2 separate regions of the Homo sapiens genome follow, and region 1 is linked to region 2. A link is a loop called in an ENCODE intact Hi-C map of the cell type or tissue named here. Cell type or tissue: heart right ventricle. All regions are shown on one strand. Each heading gives the region's core, and the rest is flanking DNA. Links, peaks and the distances in the headings are about the cores only. Region 1 holds the start of LOC124901000 (a long non-coding RNA gene). Region 2 has its middle 64 kb from the start of CARTPT.

Region 1 (10,889 bases), core at 1,485-9,484, 190 kb before region 2:
ACTTTAAAGATCAGACAATGTTAAGTATTGTTGTTATGAAACAAAAACTTTCATGCTATTAGTAGGAGTATGAGTTATCACAAACACTTTGGGAAACAATTGGCAGTACCTTACAGAACTGAACATATGCATACCCTATGATTCAGCAATTTCTCTATAATATATGCGTTCATAGAGTCATCTCTTGATATATGCAGGGGATTGGTTCCAGGACACCAGAATATCCCAAAATGCACACATATTCAAGTCCTGTAGTTGGCCCTGCAGAACCCACGTATAGGAAAATCTGGCTTTTCATAAACATGGGTTTTGCATCCAGCAAATACTGTATTTTTGATCCATATTTGGTTGAAAAAAACTCGAATATATGTACACAATAATAAACAAGTTTTGCACACTCAAAAGTTCTCTCAGTGGACCCACACAGTTCAAACCCATGTTGTTCAAGGGTCAACTGTATATATACGTACATATATTATATATAATATATGTATATATATGTATATACATACATATGTTCAAACATTCTTGAATATATACACATTTACTTGTGCAAATGTACACAGCTCAAATGCTCATCAACAGTACAACAGATATAAAAATTGAGGTTTGTTCATACAATGGAATAATAAATGGCTGTTAAATTAAGTGAGCGATATCTGTGCATATTCATGTGGTTGTATCTCAAAAATATACTAAGTGAAGGAGATAAGTCATGTGGATTTCATTTCAAAAAATGAAAAACTGGAAAAATTGAACAAGTTAATGTGTAGGGGCTATATATTAATAGGTAGTAAAGTGATAAAGAAAATCAAGGGAACAACTAACACAAAATTCAGGACACTGGTTATCTCTGGTGGGAAGGGAAGGGCATGATAGAGAGAGGGAGTCTAGGAGCCCCTAAGTTCCAGGAAGTGTTCTCTTTCTCATGTTTGAGTGGTGGGTACATCCCAAATTAATTTTTAAATTAAACTGTACATATTTGTTTTATACATTCTTTTGATGTGGGGTAATGAGACCTTTCATACACCCTTGGTGGAAATGTAAAATCATATGTCTCTTTGGGAAAACAGTTTGATAGTCTGTTAAAATGTTAAGCATCACATTAAACCTACCATATGATGCAGCCATTTACTCTTAGATATATGCCACAGAGAAATGAAGGCATGAATCCATACAAACACTTGGAAACAAACATTCAAAGCAGCTTTCTTTGGAATAAGCAGTAACAACTGGAAACAATCCAAATGCCCCCGCGCCTCCTCCACCAACAGGCAAATGGATAAACAAATTACATCCATACATTGAGATGCTACTCAGCAACAAAATGCAATGGAGCATTGATAACACATTATACTCAGCATATTTTGAACAAATCTTGTATTTTGAATAAATCTCAAGACAATCATGCTGAGTAAAGGAAGCCAGATTAAAAAAAGAACATATTGTATAATTCCATTTATATAAAATTCTAGAAAATGCAAACTAATCAACAGAGACAGAAAGCAGTTCTGTGGTTGCCTATAGGGAATTAGTGGGATGGATTATCCAGGGGCAGGAGAGAACTTTTCGGGGTGAAGGACTTCTTTATTATCCTGATTGTGGTGGTGGTTTCATCACTGTGCACATATATTCAATTGTACCCTTCAAATATGTGCAATTTATGTATGCTAATTATATGTTAATAAAGTGATACACAGAATATATTATATATATATAAAAGTTCAGATAATGGGAAATTTTACAAAGAAAAGTGAAATAGGACATATGATAGAGACTCTCAGAATATGCTGCCTTAGAGCCTTAGATAGGATGGTCAGGGAAGGCCTCTCTGAGCAGGTGGCTCAGTGTAATAGCTGTGGCCAGATGGCCTTCCAAAAAAGCTGTAACAATTCATATTTCTACCAGTTACGAATGAGGGTACATTTTACTCCCATTTCCCTACCAGGGGCAAGGACATGTGTCTATTGTTTTGCTGATCTGGTGAGAGATGTCCTTTCTCAATACCTTCTGTTAACCTTGTTATTTACATCAGTCCAAGCTACAAATCTATTTATTATTAATCCAGAGAGACACTCTTCCAGATCTAAACACTCAATCTCTCAAAGGAGCCAAGACGTAGTATGCATACCCTACAGGGCATCCATTTCTCCACACACCTCTCTGTGCTGGCCCGTCAGTGTTCTCCATGTCCTCTGTTATCAGGGCCAACAGCCTTTGTCTCTTTCCATTCAGCCGACCTTACAGCAAGGCAGTCAGGGCTTCCAGAAGGTTCTAAGTGGGTGAGTGAAAGACGGTTGGTTCCTTCTCTCCAATCCTTTGACAGGAGATTTACTTCATCTTTACACAGAAAGAAAAAATATTAAAGAGGGTAGGAAACCGGCTAGTTTAATTTAGGAAGCACCTCAAGTAATTAAGCATTGAAATGTTGCTTCCCTGGTGCAATATTCTCCAGCACATTTTCTTTGATTCAGAGCTAATAAAAATCAACAACAATGTGTTTGGGGGAAGGGCAGAGGATGATGAGTGATGAGGGAAAAGGGGATGTAAATGGGTCGGGAGAGAAGGATGCCAGTTATTTTAGCCTACAAAAAGGATGCATTGTAAGCGACCAATTTCCATGATGGATAAAGATGTGCATGTCATTGTATACAGCCCTGATTCTAGGAGACAATTGTGGACCCTTCTCCAGCTGGCCCACTGGAAGGATCTGACTATTTTGGCTCACATGATCCAATTCCAAGGGAGGGCTCTTATTTCACCTCTTCCCTGCTTCCTTATGCTGAGGAAAGCAGGATTACCGTGGCAATGGAAACAAAATGTTAGAAGGAAGTTGGCTCTGAAAAATATTATAGAATAATTGGTTATTCTACCACTGCTTTCTGCCAAACCACTGTCTTCCCTTGAGAGTCCAGAGTTCTGAATTTAAGAAACAAAATAAATCTTTTTGTTGCTCAGACACCTCTAAATTCATTGGTATCTTTGAGATCCAACACTCTCAGTGAACATATATTGTGTCTGCTGTCTGGTAGACGTTCAGAGCCAGCGCTAAGTCCTGTGGCCCTTTTATAGTGCTATCAATTTGTCATCTGTCCTTGTTTTAAAGACCAGCACATTTTTGCCATGGCCTCATCTCACGATAATGAAGTCTTTGGAAAATTAGCAATCTCAGGCATTTAAACTTGTATGTGCACTGTGAGGCAAGGTGTGGGACAATGACTCCAGCTGCTAAAAGGGGATGTGCAATGATTATACTTACTCAGTAGACTTTATTTTTCGCACTGCCTAGGCTGCCCCTGGTGATAAGTTAGCCATTTAGGAAGACATTTGAACTCTGCAATTCCCAGTGTGTTTCTTAGGTCTTTGTCTGTACTGTGTCCTCATCGGAAACATGCTTCTCTTTGTTCAAGCACTCATCCATTAGCCAAAGATATATTTTTCCTTTGACATTTATAGTCTCCCCTTCACATATTGAGCATTTTAGGCATTTAGGTTACAAGATATAATACAAATAGTCCTTATGATGGAGAATCTGAGAGTTTAATGGAGAAGATTGGGAGATACACACACACAAACACACACACACACACACACACACATGCAATGGCTAAGAATATAGGCTTTGGCATCACGTGACTTGGGTTGTAATCCCATCTCTGGCACTTATGGCCTTGACTAAGTCATTTAATCTTTCTAAGCTTCAAACTCTCATTTATAAGATGGAGATTCATTCATCTAACAAATATTTGTTGAGGGCCCACTTTGTGCCCAGCACAGGCCTCGTACTAGGAATCTAACTTTGGACCAGCCAGACAAAAATCCCTCCCAAGTGCAGCTAGCATTCCGATATTAACAGACAGATTGAAAGTTAAACAACAGAGACATAATACGCCAGGTAGTGATAAGTGCAATGAAGAAAAATAAAGCAGGGTGAGGGGATAGTAAATGGAGGAAGATGCTGTTTTTGGTAGGTCAGAGAAAGCTCTCTGAAGAGGTAGCACTGGACAGAGATTTGAGTACGTTGACAGAGGGTCGCTGTGACAATCTGGGAGAAGAGCATTCTAAGGCAGGCCCTGAGATGAGAGAGCACACCTGTCATAGTCAACCAATAGCAAAGTGGCCAGGGAGCTCATGGTCACAAAAAAAAAAAAAAAAAAAAAATTGGGCATTTGGAAAGAGGTGAGAAATGTGAACAACAGAAATGGATCAAAGGTTAGGTTAAGCTAGTAGAGGAGACTTCTAGTGTGCAAATGTGCCAAAAATTGCCCTCACTCTCCCCTTAGCAGCCTGGTCTCCCTCTTACTCCCACAACTACAGGTCCTGATAGTACTGGAATGAAAATTTTTGTGATAAACCTTGGAGGCTTGCAAATCTTTTAGATTGATGTCCAGAAAGAAAAGAAGATATAAGTAACAGAGAGAAGCTGAACTCCAGAGCAAAAGACCAACCTGAACCTGAAACCTTTCCCACAATACTCTTTAAGTTTTCCTACTCTGTGAAATAGCTACTTACACTGCCTGAAATTCTACTAAAGATACATATGTATCACTATATGCCCTCTCTCAAAAGAAGAAAACTCTCAAAATGTGACTAGAAGTGTTACCTAGTCATTTGCACATGAGTATAAATTAGTGTGTTCATCTTTCTTTCTAACATCTAGCTGACATCATTTTCTCTAGAAGAAAGAGTATTTCAGTTAAGGGTAAAAGATAATAAGTAACTCTTTATGTTTTTTCATGTATTTTGTTCTACTTTATATTCCTGCTGCTTCTGAAAAAAATTTGAGGCAGCAAATATTTTTAAATTTTGAAGATTTGTGGAATAAGATGGACTGATTCCACTCTTTCTTCTACCACTTCTGCCTCCTCCACACAAAATAGTGATGCTATCTATAGCTGAAGGTATAGTTGGAACATGTTTGGAGGTTTGGAGACATTGAATTAAAGTGATCCCTGAGAACATAGAAAGTAAATTGTTTCCCACTAGTTATACTACAAAATCCGCACATGTTGGATAAGAGCAATACTACATCAACCTAAAACAAGCCAACAAACAAACAAATAAAAAAAAACCAGAATGGCTCCCAGGCTACCAATTTTGGCTCTGATCTGATTGAAGACATCATCATAATTAAAGCAACAATGTATCTGGCAAAAAATAATAATAATAAATAAGAAAAGCCAGAAAGCCCAGAAAAGAGAATGTGAAAGAAGCAACTCCCAAGCCTTGATTATGCAGAATGCCAGAAGAGAGACTAGTAGGGTCTAAAGTTGTCCTGTCTAGTCCTGTGACAGTTGATCCCTGATCTAAGTGAGGCTCAACACAGTTTTCTGATTGCACTCCAGCTTCCCTTGCAGATTTGCTTCCAGGGAGGAAATGCACTGGTAGCAACATGCTTGATAGCCAGCAATTTTTTTAACTGCCATTCTGGTTGGCACATCTAGCTGGTATGAGTCTGTTTAACCTGAGTCAGACCCTGAACTCCAATCACTTCTGACTCTAAGGCCACAAGAGGCTGTGTGCACATGACCTGATTATTATGAACTGTGGCCCAGGACTAGAACTGTATTAATAAAGAGAGGGAGAAAAATCTTCCCCCTCCAATTTCTCCTCCTGTCCTCCCCTACTGTCCCCCACTAGTCCCCTCTTCTGCACCGACACATATTCTATTCCTAGATCCCTCATTTGTGTTACAATTCAGCTTCATTATAGATAAAGTGGCTTCTGGGGATATCGTGAGACCTTCTCTCCACTGTTATTTCTCTGAGAAAAAAAAAAAAAAACATTGTTAATTCCAATGTCTGATTTTCAAATAAATTTTGGACCATGACCCAGTTACAATGTGGGGACATTTTGTTCCTGTAAATTGGTCTTTCTAGCCAGTGTCTGGGAGCTGGCTGGGAAATGTACTTAGTAAATCACTCCCAGTGGTTTGGGAAAGGACAGAGAAGGTTCTAGAAGAGATGAGTCAGGCAAGGGGGTGGGCAGCACAGAGGGGAAAGGAACAAAGAGCCAAGCAATATTCTGAAAACAGAATTTGTACCCAGCCAGAAATAACTGTCTGATCAGGCCTAGCTAAAGGCTTTCTGAAATGACAAAGCAAATATTAACAGAGAATTCTTTAAGAGCCTCTCTCAGTGAACACAACATTTTTTTGGTGATAAGCCAGGTGGGTTTATGAATAATACACTTTGCCAAGCAATCTTGATAAGACCTCATTCTCCCCTGCAGGGCTGGAGAGTTGAGAACTGAAGCTTTTGTATCTCAACAAGAATATAGCACCTGACACAGGGACCCATCTCCCTGTACTCACCAAACAGCTTGAGATGAACATGATGCCTGTCACAAGGATGCTAAAAAGCCCAAAGGACATTCTTTAAAAAACCGAAGGAAAATGATCAGCTTCCTTTCAACCCCCTACATGGAAATGGTGGACTTGGGCAAGAATAGCTCAATACTTAGCCAGCTGCTTCTTACCTAACTGGTGTGTGAGTGAATGTGAGTTTCTGTTTGGCAGGTGCAGGGATCTCGGATGAACCAGAAACTGTCAAAAGAGAAAAACTCGTGCAATGTTGTTGCTGCAATCCTTCTATCTTAAAATTAAGCATGTGGTTCCTTTACAAAGGGATTATAACAGCAGCTTTGTCAGAGTGCCATGATTATACATATTGAGAACTACATTCATTCATCCATTCATTTAACAAACATTTATTGGCTGTACTGTGTTCCAGGATGCAACAGGCCTAGGAGAGGCAACAGAAGGTACACAGTTGCAACCTTGTAGGAAAGAAGGAGAGTACCCAGGAGACTTTGAAAGTACAGAGGATGGACATAGAAGGGGAGTGAAAACAGAGATTGTCCCAGCCAAGTTCAGTCCCAACTGGTCAGTCATTTATAGCGTAGAAAAGAGCGGTACCTCCAAAAAGGGGTGGGGCAGAAAGGCTGGATCTGATACTGTCTGGGAAAAGCAAACGAACACTCAAAAAACTGAACCCAAACAAGCCACAGCAAGTAAATACACACACAGGATGACCAACTTGCAATATGCACATTGTGGAGGAGAGGAGAGCAATGTAGGACTCTGACAGGAAGGCAGGCCGGAATGTGACCCAGAGTGACGGAAGCCAGAGCTTTCACAGGGAGAACAGAGATTAGCCTGACAGGGTCAGAATCTCCAGCTATTTTGACAGTGCTTGTCAATATTTATTTGTTCAAAGTGTCCCCTCCACTTGAGAGAGTTGATACAGTTTCCGAAATCTGACAACTAAGAAGCTGGCAGGGTAGTCCCGGAACAGCAGTGACTATTTTCAGCATGGGGTTAGGGGAAGCACTCCAGCTCTGAGGTCAGAGTTGAGTTTCTAGCAAAGCTCTGCCACTCCTTGGTCCTCAGTGTCCTCATCTGTACAATGGGGAGAATAATAGAATTGCTTCAAAGCAAGGATTAAATAAGATAGATTCTGTACCAAGCTTACCATGTCGTGAATAGCCAGCCTGTGTTAGCCATTATCATTGCCAGCAGTAAAGGAGAGCTATTAAAATTTGTTGTCTGGGGAGACAGCAGTGCCCTGGTGTCACAGCCACATGGTTTTTAGGCAAAACAGAAATCAGCCAGGAAAGGGGAATTCTGCATCCCCCTCCTCTGTGGCTCCTCATCTGCCGAAGCCCCTTCCCCTGGGACCACACTAATTTAGCAAGAAATGTGACTGTTGAGCCCAGAATCCTACCTGCCCATTCCCCAGATCCATGCACACACTTGCAGATAGACTTCAGGGCTGCTGTAATAGAGACTAAGGTAAGGAAGGAAGAAACAGAAAGCAACCCTCCAGTATGAGGGAAAGGAAAAATGCTGAGATTTGGTGAAAAGAAAAAAAACCCACCTCTACAGATCGAACACACCATCATAGAACAAGAGCCAGGATACAGAAAGGCTTCCTGAAGTCACTGAGGGGAGGGAAACTGAGGCTTATTAATGTAATGGGACTTCAGTTAAATGAAGGGCCACCTCAGTGACAGGCACTGAGGACCTGTGTCCTGGCAAGGCTTCATCCACAGTTCCTGCAAAGAGCAAGAGCAACAGGCCAGGAACTGTCCAGAATGTAGAATTAGGAATGGCCAGAGATCTGGTGAAGAGAGATGCAGAGGATCTGGAAAGTGCTCTGGGGTTGCCAGCCAAAGATGCAAAGAGGACAGGGAGAGTGGGTGGCAAAAGGCATGGCTCAGTTATCTCCCTGCGGGGGGCAAGGGCAGGAGGGGACACAGGCAGTGAGCACATCAGCTCTGACTCACAGGAACGGTAAAAAGGATCCACACTAATTAGTTTGGGGATTTTCTTCTGAATTAATTTATTTGATAAGGATTTCTCTGAGAGTCTGGAAATTAATCTGCTATGGTCTGAATGTTTGTGTCCCTCCAAAATTTATGTGTTGGAATCTCAACCCCCAAGGTGATGGTATTAGGAGGTGGGGCCATTGGGAGGTGATTAGATCAACAGGCCTTCATGAGTGGGATTAGTGCCCCTATAAAAGAGGCCCCAGAGAGCTGCCCTGCCCCTTCCCCCATGTGAGAATACAGCAAGAAGGCACCATCTATGAACCAGAAAGCAGGCCTTCACCAGATGCTGAATCTGCTGGCCCCTTGATCTTGGACTTCCCAGACTCTAGAACTGAGAGAAATAAATTTCTGTTGTTATAAGCTAACAAGTTTATGGCATTTTGTTATAGCTGCCCAAATGAACTCAGACACACATATTGGAATTGAGATGTAAGAACTAACTCAGACAAAGCATCTCAGTCCACTGTCATGTGTAACGGCTCCCAGTCCCTACCCCATTCTAGGGAATAGAGGACATCACCTTCAGCCCAATGCCAAGACCTGCCCAAGCAGAGCCACTCTCAGGTACTTCATGGCTGGAAAGAAGGAATGTGGTATTTGGATTCACAAGGCCTTATCAGGCATATCCAAGGGTTAGGAACAAGAACTTTTGGGCTCTCCTCTTGCATCTTCTAATAATCTGAAGACTCCATTAGAGTCAAGGTGACCAGCCAAAACATCTGGAAGAAGATGCCCAGAGATGATAGCAGAATTACAAAAAGAAAATAAATACGTGCTACAAATGGTCCCTAATTGAAGTTTTTAATCATGTCCCTCAAATTCCTAGTTTCTTCCTTAACCAAAGGGTATGAATCAAGTTAAGCATCTTGACATAGAGATTCTTAGCATAGAAACCTCCTTATGAGCATACAATGGTCAAAGAGAAACCTGGCATAACCCTCATCCCTGCATCCACCCCACATTCTAGCTTTAGGCTATTTCTTTCTTTTCTTTTCTGTTTTTGACTCTTGATCTTTTCACAGTTTATTCTTCTTGTACTTTTTTATTGATATATAATAGTTGTACATATTTTGGGGGTGCATGTGATATCTGGATCCCTGTGTACAATGTGTCATGGTCAAATCTGCATAACTGGATGCCCATCACCTCAAACATGTATCTTTTCTTTGTGTTGGAAACATGATAATTCTTCTTTCCTAGTTATTTTGAAATATACAGTAAATTATCTTTAACTATAATTTCCTTACTATACTACTGTATACTAAGCTATTTTTAAAGCCAGGACTCTCCAGACTTGGGAACATTTTCAAATAGAAAATAGTGGATGTGGCCGGGTGCGGTGGCTCATGACTGTAATCTCAGCACTTTGGGAGGCCGAGGCGGGTGGATCATGAGGTCAGGAGTTCGAGACCAGCCTGGCCAATATGGTGAAACCCAGCCTCTACTAAAAATACCAAAATTAGCCAGGCATGGTGGTGGGCACCTGTAGTCCCAGCTACTCGGGAGGCTAAGGCAGGAGAATCACTTAAACCCGGGAGGCGGAGGTTGCAGTGAGCCGAGATCACACCATTGCACTCCAGCCTGGATGACAGAGCAAGACTCTGTTTCAAAAAAAAAAGGAAAGAAAGAAAGAAAATACTGGATGTACTGTACTGCATTCTCCTAGAACCTATCCCAGACACTTGACCTTTGCTGGGACCCCATAGTCATTAATCCTGGGGGAGGCATGGAAGTGCTAGGATGGGTCTCAAACAGTGAATCTAGATGCTTGATAGATGCCAACTACAATGAATTCAGTATGGGACTTTTCTTTTTCTTTTCTTTTCTTTCTTCTTCTTCTTCTCTTTTTTTTTTTTTTTCAAGATGGAGTTTTGCTCTTGCTATCTAGGCTGGAGTGCAATGGCATGGTCTCAGCTCACTGCAACCTCCACCTCCTGGATTCAAGCGATTCTCATGCCTCAGCCTCCCGAGTAGCTGGGATTACAGGCATGCGCCACCAAGCCTGGCTAATTTTTGTATTTTTAGTAGAGACAGGGTTTCACCATGTTGGTCAGGCTGGTCTCGAACTCCTGACCTCAGGTGATCCACCCACCTCAGCCTCCCAAAGTGCTGGGATTACAGGTGTGAGCCACCACGCCCAGCCTGGCACAGGATTTTTCTTCTCCTAACTCTCTGCTTATAAGTAAAGATGAAAAAGAGCCCCAGATTAGTCAGTGAGCCCTCATCTCTTGTCAAATTCTCTTCATAGTTGTTCACAGATACTCTCCCCATTTTCATATTTGTACAGCTTGTTACCATGGGAACATCTTGGTCCCCTCCCATTCCCATGCATCCTGCCCAGAGGATGTGTAGGCGTGATACAATGGTTGCTGAACTTAATGAACACAATCTGGTACATAGGCATACTTGGGCCCTTTGGAATTCCAAGGCACCAGTGGATGACACAAGTAGAGGAAGCAGTAAGGTGCATCTGGAAGGCAAGACCTTCCTAATCTTGCTTTTACATCTACATTAAGGTTTTCAGAAATAGTAGAGCATTGATTGTACATTCAGAACTG
Region 2 (10,889 bases), core at 1,306-9,305:
ATTTTTTCTGCAGCACTAGCCACAAATGTTCTCTTCAGTCTGCTTCAACTATTAAAACAAGGAGAGGAACAGCCTCAACTGGCCCTTCTAAGGTTCCTGAACAAGGTTCCCTTGAAATACTTTGTATGTCTGTGACAAAGACAGAGAAAAATAATTATTTACGTGCCAGGAACTCTCTCTACCACTCTGCTGGCTAGCTTTTACCTCTTTGGTAGACAGTGCCTGCGCTATTAGCTAAACTCTGACAACTGGATGTTTGTACCTAGCTCTTCTCCCTGATTTTCATCACTGAAAGCTCCAGCAGGTTCTTGGTTCACCAGCAGACCTGCTTGGATTCATCCTGTTTTCAGTTACAGACTAAGCTCTCCAGAGTAAATACATGCAGCTAAAAACCTTCAGACAAGTGGCTTGGGTGGAGGAAGTTTACCACCCCCATCATCTCCATCAGCCACCCCAAATAAGCATCACATCTAAGTAATAGACATCATGCTCACAACTAAAAGGCAGGGTTGTATAATGGACAAGTGTATAGATTTTGGAGTAAAACTACATTGGCTTAAGTCCTTTCTTCACCACCCGTGTATGACTTTGAGCAAGTTACTCACAATGCCTCAACTGGAAATCAGTACAGTAAGGTTAATAATAAAACATCCATCATAGGGTTGTTTTGAAGATTAAATGAAGCATTCTCACTGCAAAATAAATTTTCAATCAATGGTAGTTTAAATTATTATGCAAACTCTGTTGCAGAACAAGTCCCTAGCTGACCCCCTTTGAACCAGATTGGCACCCCTAAGCCCTTTATTTAGAAAGTTTGGGAGAACCCCTGATTTAGACAAGATTTGCCAAGCACTTCCAGTTTTCTATGGTCACCAATCCAATAGCTCTTAAAAGGAGATATCTGTTTGCTTATGCTGTAAGACCGCCAGCCCAGTGACACCCTCTACCCAACACCTTCACACAGAGAACCAAATAACCAGAAGGGCACAGGCCATGTTGCCTGTTCTCCAGTCTGTGAGCAAGGGTAAAGTTAGCATTTTCAGACAGAGTCTGCTACCGAGTAGAAATCAGCCATCTTGGAGTCTATACTCCCACGACCACCTCAGTCTCACACTTCTGCAACCCCAAAGATTATTCACAATTGCAATTTGATAAGATCTACCAAAGACTGCAAATGCAATTAAGACTTGAAGCATCTCCCATTTTCCATTTTAGTCAAAGAGAACAATGCCAAGCAACTTCTTGAAAAGTCAGAGTTTCCAGAACTCTGTGCCCAAATTTCAGACCAAGAGCTGGGAACTGATGAAAACACAATGTAATCTTAACCCCATGCAACCTACTCAGTTTCTAACATTTATCACCCAAGTGATCTATTTGGATGAAAAGGAAATTCTATCTGTTGCAGAATTATGTTCTACACGAATTCAAGGAGAATTTGTTTCATTTGCCATTTCTTCTGGGCCATGAGGGTCTCCTTGTCCTCTGAAAAAGCAGATGGTGCAGCTGAGGTTGTGAGCTCTCTGACCAAATCCAAGTGACAGGAAGGGGACCTGCAGGCACAAAGAAGCAATTTGACTTAGAAACGTCACACTGCAGGCTGCCGATTAAAAACCTTTGTTGAGATGCAGTCAGCCATGGAAGATGTCATGTGTTGTCAGGTTTAGAGACACCTGTGCCACTGATGGGTGGCTTCTTCCATTGACTTCGGCACTCCATCTGAAGTGAGAGGGCATTCCTACCAAGAACTCTGAGACTTAAAGGGAGAATGACACAGGAACAAAGAACACAAGCCTAAAAGTCAGATTATTATGCTACCACTGACTCTATTATGAAATTCTCAGTTCTCCAGACCTCGGTTTATCTTCTGTGCAGTGAGGGATTTGAGCTATAGGATCTCTGCGGTCTGTAACTCCAGCCACAGGAAATGGAAGTCTGCTCCCTTTCACAAAGGCTCTTTGTCGTGAAATCCCTTGCTGCTGACCCCCTGGACCTCATGCAAGCACCATCTTTAGAAATTAGCATTATATTGATTTTGACTTGGCTGTCATTGATGCTTCTGTTTTATGTGTTTTAATTAAATGTTATTATTTGCCACTGTGTCCCGAGGCCATGTGTTGGGAATGGGTGAGATTGCATAAATCAGACGTGGAATTCTATGTTGGGAGTCCATTGACTCTCTCAGGATATCGCTGTAATTATTTCCCTTGGATCAATAGAGAAGCTTTGATGTTGTCTTTACAGCCAAGAGAAGGCTTCTTTCCATTTATCTCCCACCTTGTTGAAAATGCACAGAGCCCTTCTCTAAAACTCACCCTCCCTTAATATAAAAATGAGCATTTCATTGTGTTTTCAATGTTGTTGCTATTTTTTAGGCACTGTCATCTTTCAGAGCCACCTCCACCTGGGGACTGGGAGCCAGTTTCACTCTGCGACATGAAGTCCCGTCTTGGGCCTGGGCCTTCTGTCCGTTCCCCTCCGGCTCCCATCATGGTTCCTCTCTGCACTGCAGGCCTGGGGCCACTATTCATTCTAAACTTCTTCTAGATGCTTGTGTTATCAAGGATGTCATTTTTATTACCCTCTCTACACTCGCATGTCTGCCTTGCATAAAGTTAGCTCTCAGTGCATGTTGGTTGAATCGAACTAAGAGGAGAGAGTGAGGAATTTGAACTTCTCTCCAGCAGAGTCACCTAGAGCCAGTCGAGGTTCATTTCAGAACCTGTACCCTAACTGGGACAGGAAAGACTGTAGCTGGAGGAAGAAGAGAGGCTATGGTTTTCTAGAGCATCATTCTGTATGTTAAGTCCAAACAATACTAACGTTTTTTTAAAAAACTCCCATTATATATAATAAATTCTTAGCATACTTTGGGGGTGGGGCTGGGAGGGATGATTTACTAACCATTTTTTGCTCATGCTTAATAAATATTTCCTGAAAGTATACAAGTCAAGAATCCAATTCAAGAAATGAGAAAAAAGAGCATCTTCCTCAAAAAAAAGAAAAAAAATTTTTTTAAATCAATGAAATTCATTTTGTACTGTTTACAATTTTATTGCTGCATCCTAGGCACTGACACATAATAAATGCTCAATAAATATTTATTGAACAAAAATAAATCAATAAACAAATATTTCTTGAATAGATATTTACATAGAAATGAGGCACCAGAGCAAGTGCAAATATCCCCTCAGACTCCCTGTCTTCCTCAATCCAAATCCAACCACCTCCAAGAAACAGGGCTTTCCCCAACACTGGCATTTTCATTTTTCTGAATTTCTAAAGCCATAGGTTTCTGCTTAATTATACCTTTATTTACTTAAAAAATATTTATAGAGCACTATGTGCCAGTCACCATTCCAAGCACTCATATATATCTCATTTAATCCTTAAACAATTCCATGAGTGGGTATTAATATTACTAATATTATTATCTTCAACTTACTGATGAGAAAATTGAGGCATGAAAGAGCTAAATAACTTGGCCAAGATCACACAGCCAGTGAGTACTGGAGTCAGGATTTATCTATTTTTATTTTATTTTATTTTAGAGACAAGATCTTACTCTGTTACCTAGGCTTGAGTACAGTGGTACAATCACAACTCACAGCAACCTCGACCTCCTGGGCTCAATCAATCCTCCCACCTCAGCCTCCCAGGTAGCTAGGACTACAGGGTCACACCACCATACCAGGATAATTTTTTTTATTTTTTTGTAGAGACAGGGTCTCACTTTGTTGCCCAGGTTGTTCTCAAACTCCTGGGCTTAAACCGTCTTTCTGCCTCAGCCTCCCAAGGTGGGTAAGCCCCAGAATCTGTTTTTGTGACCACTATTCTGGGCCACTACCACCCTTGCCATGATTGATCTTCAGTTGTTTCATGCCAACCTGGGCTCTCTCGTTGTCCTGTGAGCCTCCTGACAGGTGGGACCACAACTCCTGCTGCTTTTATCACATTCCCCCATCATATTTATTCAATAAATGTTTATTAAGCACCTCCTTTGTTTCTGGCATGTTCTAGGTTCCAGGAATACAGCAATGAACCAGACTGTCCAATCCCCTCCTCATGGAGTTTACATTCCAATGAGAGAAAAACAGACGATACCCAGGCAAACAAGATACTTAGAGATCATTACAAGTGCGATAAAGGAATAAAACAGAGTGAGGAGTCAGGAGGCCTTGAGGCAGAGGGAGCCTCCTTACATCATGGGGTGAGAAAGGGCTGTCTGCGCTGAGCCCTGAGGAAAAAGAGCCAGCCAGTGAGGAGTTAAGGGAAGAGAGCTCAGGTGCAAAGAGCCTGAGGCAGAAATGGGCTTGGCAAGTTCTGGAAGGAGAAAGATGCCTGGAGGGTGACCAAGCAGGATAGGAGAGGGGAACAGAGCTCAGAGCTTGCAGGCCTGGGGAAGTTTGGATTCTGCACACGGTGTTGAGAGAAGCCACAGGACATGACACAGCGCTCACATGACACAGTGAACACTAAACGACTACCACATCTCTATACCTGGGTGCCTCTCTGCACACCAAGCTACCTGGAACCACTGAGCACTGCCTCCGGGGTGCCCCGTTACCCCCAAAATTGCTGTTCTAGTAGGGTGCCGGGGACAACCTTGTGGGCCTGGAGTCAGATGGTCTGAGTTTCAATCTCTACTCTTCTGATCACACGTTGAATGACTTTAGGCAAATTATTGAACCTAAGCTTCAGTTTTCTAGCCTGAAAAAAGTACATCATAAAGGACATATCCCAGATTACTGTAAGGGTTAAATGAGCGGATAGGTACCACATGCTCAGTCGTTCTTATGTTGTGGTGGTGATGTTTATTAATCGTGCTAGGAGTTCAGCCCTGAAGTGTAAACACTTCCTAGCAGAACGTGCTGTAATTTCTGGCATCAGCTATACCGTTTTCTGGGCTAAGAGCAACAGATCAGTGAAAAGGGTCTGAAAAGAAGAAAAAAAAAAACGGTATGATACAACACGTCTACTATTTCCCAAATAACATGACCTCTACTTTCTATTTTTTATGCAACACGCTGGAAAGTTCTAATGCATTCAAAATCCCTCTCCAAGCTCTCTCTGGTTTCTTATTAGCATATGTCCAGAGACAACATCAGTCGTGCGACCCTCTGAGGAGAATCGATGACTGAAAATGTAGCGCGCCATGACCAGAAACTCAATTCCCGGCCAGATGAAAAAAGAAGCCCATTTAACCCAAGGAATGTCAAGGCCAGGGTTTCTGTTCAGATATCCTGAGAAACGAGTTACATGGAAACGCCGAGACGGAGGCCTCCATCCCCACGCCGAGCATGTCTTTTCTTTGGTGCGCCAAGGAACCCATTAAGAACCAAGCCCTGGCGCCATCTCCTGGCAGTCTCGAAAACTGAAAAGCAGACGTTTAACACAAGGGACCCCTCCCTCTCCTTGACAGAAATTAAGTTCGGGGGAAAAAAACTGGTAATTTCATGGGAACTTCTGTGTTTTCAACCTCCTGTTAAATATTTGAATCGAGAAGAGCAGATGGTAGCAGTCTCAGCCATTTACAGTCCCCACAAGGGACTGTCCCTGCTATACCGCCACTTCCTTTGTTTCTGTAAGAGCTTGTCACTCAACAGAGGTACCAGAGATCAGAGCCAGCACATTTATCTGCAGTAGCTGGTGCTTGGCCCCACTCCCACAAGTGCACCCAGCATTACCTGAGGATAGTCCTCTGCCCAAATTAACATCTTCAAATACATCTACTTTCTCAAAATACTTTACACAAAGAAAGCATGCATGAAATCTGCCTTCAAAGAGGTGGGCTCCAAACTCACTGCAAAGCTGCAAGCCCAAGTTCACCTCAGTACCCAGAATCTCATGATAAGGATCAGTTTGGGGTCTTGCTCTCCCTAGGGAAAGACCAGGTGGCACCTTTGCCTTCACAGCCACTTTCACTTTCCAAGGCTTTGCCTGGCCCGGGGAGTTTCCGCAGTTAGCGTTCAGCTTCATACTCACCATAAAGCCAGGTAACTTGGCATCATTAGACACAGAGCCTGAAATGACTAGAAAAAATAAATCTGCAGGGTTGCTGACCAAGGAGTGAACCAAAATCCCCAGGAATTTGGTCTTATTCCTCTGGAAGGACAAGCAGGGTGGTTTTGAAAACAGGGAAGCCATTGGCTGGGCTGGTTCCTCCCTGCTTTACTCAGGGATATATATTTACTTATTTAAAATGCATTGAGCCCTTTCTGCTTGGCAGATAATGTAAAAAGCACTTTACCAGCAGTTCTTTATTTAATCTCAACAACAACCCATACAACTGGTATCATTTTTATTTCCATTTAACAGATAGAAAACAGAGAGAACTTTACATAACTTGCCCAAGATCTTAGAGCAAATAAATGGTAGAGAAAGGATTCAAGTTTATGCATCCTGATTCTTCTTAACCACATAAGAAAGTATCTCTCAGAGACCCAGGACTTGGGATTTTCATTGGCACTTCTGAAAACACAGCCACTCCTCATGTTTGTAGGATGAATGAAATGGGATAATTTTCCCTAAAGAAAAAAGGTGCCCTCCATAGCCCTTCGAATGTGTGTGTGTGGTGGGGGAGGAGGAGATGCAGTAGCATCTGGCCCCGAATTTTAGTCCTTCTTGAACAGCATATACCCCATGTAAATTCTTTCCCCTGAGTCTTCACACGCTTGATCCAGTTACTGAACCGTAGTCCTCATCCCCAGCCCATTTTTTAGGACCTTGTCCTTAATTTTCTCATATCATTCATGCCTGATGACTGATTTCTCATGGTTATTTGCAAAAGCACAAATACAAATGCTATTAACTGGTAATAAAACAAGCCAGCCATTTCTAAAACTCAGTGCTGGTGACTGCTTAGTGGTCTTTGGGGACCCTGGGTTTGCCAGATCCCACTAAAGCAAACATTGCTTTCGATACAAACTTGCCAAGCGTGATTTGTAGTGATTCGAGACCAGGACAAGGCAGTACACAGTCAGGTATGGGGCGGCCGGGTATGGGTAGTGAGTTCTACTCATGCTCAGAAATAGAAATGGTTGGCATGGTGGGAGCAGTCAGAGGGGAAGCCACTGCTCCTGCCCCTGCTCTCTTTATACCTTGCCTGACCTCAGTATCTGATGTGTAAAATGACAGAGCGCAGTTGATAACAAATCCCTTTTGAGCACTGACCATAATTCAGGCACTCTGTGGTCCTGGTGATACAGTGTTGAACAAGACAATGATTTTGTCCTAATGGATTTTATAGTGTGGTGGGGAAGAAGGGGAAGGCAGATGATAAACAGATAAATAGATAAGTTACATGGTAGGTAGTGATACAGGCTACAAATAAAAGTAAGTCAGGGTAAAAGGATAGTGAGTTGCAGTGGGGTGCCAGAAAGGGAGGCTAGGGAGATCTCTTTGATGAAATAACATTAGAGTAGGGGTGTGGATGAAGTGAGGGAGCAACCCAAACTCAAAGCTGTGGGAAGAGCATTCCTGGAAGAAGCAGCAGGGAGGAAAAGGCCCTGAGATAGGAACGACGCAATGTGTCCGATGAGCAGCAAGGAGACCAGTGTGGCTGGGTCACCAGGAGTGTTGGGGAGTGGCAGGAAATGAGGAGCACCCAGGAGCCAGAGCATGGAGGGCCTGGCAGGCCATGGGAAGGAGCTCAGTTAGGAAGCCCCTGAAGGCTTTAGAGTGTGTGCCAGGCAGGGCGTGGTGGCTCATGCCTGTAATCTCAGCACATTGGGAGGCCGAGGCTGGTGGATCACTTGAGCTCAGTTTGAGACCAGCCCGGGCAACATGGCAAAACCTCATCTCTACAAAAAATACAAAAAAAAAAAAAAAATAGCTGGGCATAGTGGTAAGTGCCTGTAGTCCCAGCTACTTGGGGGGCTGAGGTGGGAGAATCACTTTAGCCCAGGAGGTTGAGGCTGCAGTGAAATGAGATTGCACAACTGCACTCCAGCCTGGGTGACAAAGTGAGAATGTGTCTTAAAAAAAAAAAAAAAAAAAGTGCGTGTGCCAGAGTATCTCTAACTCTCTCCGAATCTAGGCCTTGAGACTTGAGCAGGACCATCCTAAATAAGTAGGACCTAGACTGGAGGAATACAAATGCTAAGTATTCACATTTAACATGGTATGGGCTCCTTTGCAGTTAGAGAGTCACTTAATTAGGGAGGTAACCAAAGCAAGCAGAAAAATACCAGAGTTAGAGGTTCAGAGACCAAAGAGAGTCCCAAGCATTTCATGAGCAAATTGGGAAATACGTGGTGCAACTGACCTCTTTAGGCAGCCAGTCCCTTATGCTGTCTCTCTTCTGGCCCAAGACTCTCAATATGGTGCCCTGTTAGGGCCATGCAAGGCCCTGTCCTCCTAAATACCAACCTGCCATTTGAAACTTATTCCTCCTTGTTTCATTGCCACTGTTATCTGTACTGTAGATTACAGGTAGTTGCTAATGTAAAATAAATCCAAGCTAACTTGGCACTTCCCAAATTTCCTAGAAGTCTACTAAGGTAGAAGAGAGAAAATTGTGGCCCCAGAGCATCTGGAAGTTGTAAGGTAAGAAGCAGTCTGTTGCAAGCAGGAAACTTAATTGAAGATTCACATTTTGTCATAAAATTCATGTGAATGTTGCATTCTATTCCAGGTCTATTTGTAAGAACTTAACAGCAATGTGTTACATTACTCAATGACCAAATATGACCCACCAAGAAAATATGTCACATACATTATCCTGTGCTTTGCCACACACCTAGCACACTCTACTGTGTCCCTATGACTGGAAAAACGCAACTTTTTCTAGTTGAAAAGCATTAAGTTGATAACTAAACTTAACCCAGTTAAAGCACTCTTCTCTCCAGAAAGATCTTAAGTCATTGCTAATATTTGGGATTTCAAAGATCATGGCTCACCATTGGAAGGAAAATGTGAAGCAGAGGGCTCCTAAAGCAGATCTGGGTGTCTTCTTAAATAAAGACCCTAATGCCAGGCCCGATTCCACAGTTGTTTATCTTAGGAAAGCCCAAGCCATTTCAACTATGGGTTGAGTTGCCAATACAAGTTGGAAATATTCTGCATCTTAGCCATCTCTGAACATCAGCAGGCATACATGAGAATAGCGTGCACAATATGGCAGCTTCATAGCTTTACATAAGTGTGAGTACATTCCTTCAGTGTCGCACGCCTTAGAAAGTAATGTTGCAGTGAATACGAAAAGCATTCACAAACTGACATTTCTGTTTACCTAAGTGGTAGTTAGCAGCATCTCTGAATGATGATGTTTCTCCTATTATTTAATATCTGACAATATCTTGGCTCATGTTCTAGTGGATTTGATATAAGAAGGTTACTTGTGCAACACAGTTGTCTGTAGAGATAGAAGAATGTACTTATTTGGGGGTAAAAAGGAAAATAGAAGGATATATGCATTATGATACATGCGTCAATATCACTGTGACTATACAATGCTGTATCTTGAGGGACTTACTCTAAATACCATCCTTTCTTCCATCACATAATGCACATAATCACAGGCTTTCTGGCTCCTAGAAAAGGAAAGAATGCCATATTGATTGCTGTGGATACTAGCGGATTGAGCAGGCTGCTTCTGCCATACAGTGGGGACTGTTGAAATGGCAGCCACAGGAAGTGTCACCTACTTTCAGTCAAAGAGAAAACGTAAAATATTTACTGTCTATGCAATTCCTATTTTCAGTTATCTCAAATTAACAACAATTATAATACATAGCACACACAGAATGCTTTATATAATTGCAAGTGCATTGTGCAGCACAAAATGTACTGAAGATATGGTAAATATATAATTTCATTCTGTCATTTTACCTTATTAAATATCTAGTTTTTCTTGTATTTACAGTAAGACTACTTTTTAAAATTCAGGTCTGATATGTGTTTTTATACTTAATTTTAAAAATAGTATACTAAGTCCAAAGTAAGTAGCATTTTTGCTTTAGGGGGCAAAAATATCTCAGTCTGTGATGACAATTTTTTTTTCTATGAGAGGTTCCGTTTTTGTTTAAGCTAAGCATTGTTTTTAGGTAGAATATTCCTACCCCAAAGATTTAAGAATTCTTATAAAATAAATAGAAGTCTTTGTTTAACTTATAAGTTAGTTTTTAAACTGGATATTAAAAGAATACTCTAATGGTTGACTTCCCAAATTGATAGAGGCAGATGCAGGGATGGGTTATTTGGGCAGCTTTCCAGGGCACCAATCAACCAGGAGAACTGAAACATCAAGGAAAGCATAATGAAATGAATTTATGAAATCTCTATTTCAGACAGACTATTATATCTAATCTGAAGGAACATCTGTGATAAGCTTTTTGCATCTGGGAGGAAAACCCCCAAGTAGGAAGATAAAACTGACTGTAAGAAGAGTTTGAAACACTTAGCCAACAAGCAATAGAGGCGAAATTTCCTTTTTTTATTTTATAATTTCAACTTTTATTTTGGATTCAGGGGGTACATGTGCAGATTTGTTACATGGGTATGTTGTGACCCTGGGGTTGGGGTACGAATGATTCCATCATCCAGGTACTCAGCAAAGACCCAATAGGCAGTTTTTCAGCCCTGGTCACCCTCCCTCTCTCCTTTCCCCATAAGGGAACTTTCTTAATCTGATAAAGGGTCTTTACCAAAAATCATCAGCAATTATCATATTAAATGGTTAAATATTAAGAGCAATGCAGTAATAGCTTGTAATAGTGAAAAATTTGGAAAGCCTTAAAATCCATCAATCAGAGTAGATAAATTGCGTGTGGTGTTATTGCACAATGGAATACTAAATAGCAGTTAAAATTAATTAGCCACTTGGATCTACGTGGGTAGAGCTTGAAAATATGTTTAGAGAAAAGAGCCAGTTACAGAGTATTGAGTGAAGC

What was found. A loop is a pair of places that touch in the nucleus more often than their neighbours do. Peaks named below come from ENCODE experiments on the same cell type or tissue, not always from the same donor. Only the 100,000 strongest peaks of a DNase experiment are listed, where the experiment ranks them.
Region 1: it touches region 2 in a loop (2.9-fold over the local background); 4 of 110 quality-filtered maps call a loop at or near these places.

What each region holds. Positions count from the first base shown.
Region 1 is chr5:71,969,407-71,980,295 of GRCh38, reverse strand. LOC124901000 (a long non-coding RNA gene) reads right to left here and starts at 2,288. Exons shown (of 2, transcript XR_007058811.1): 1 at 2,160-2,288. In heart right ventricle, for the core only: no CTCF peak of the experiment used is centred there; DNase peaks (open chromatin) are centred at 5,944 and 7,139; H3K27ac peaks cover 2,616 bases.
Region 2 is chr5:71,777,565-71,788,453 of GRCh38, reverse strand. No RefSeq gene overlaps it. Among named protein-coding and RNA genes, the nearest start is that of CARTPT, 64 kb to the right of the region's middle. RefSeq lists an enhancer at 9,418-9,712. In heart right ventricle, for the core only: CTCF peaks have their summits at 5,151 and 5,355 (motif pointing left); DNase peaks (open chromatin) are centred at 5,323 and 5,644; H3K4me3 peaks cover 832 bases; H3K27ac peaks cover 615 bases.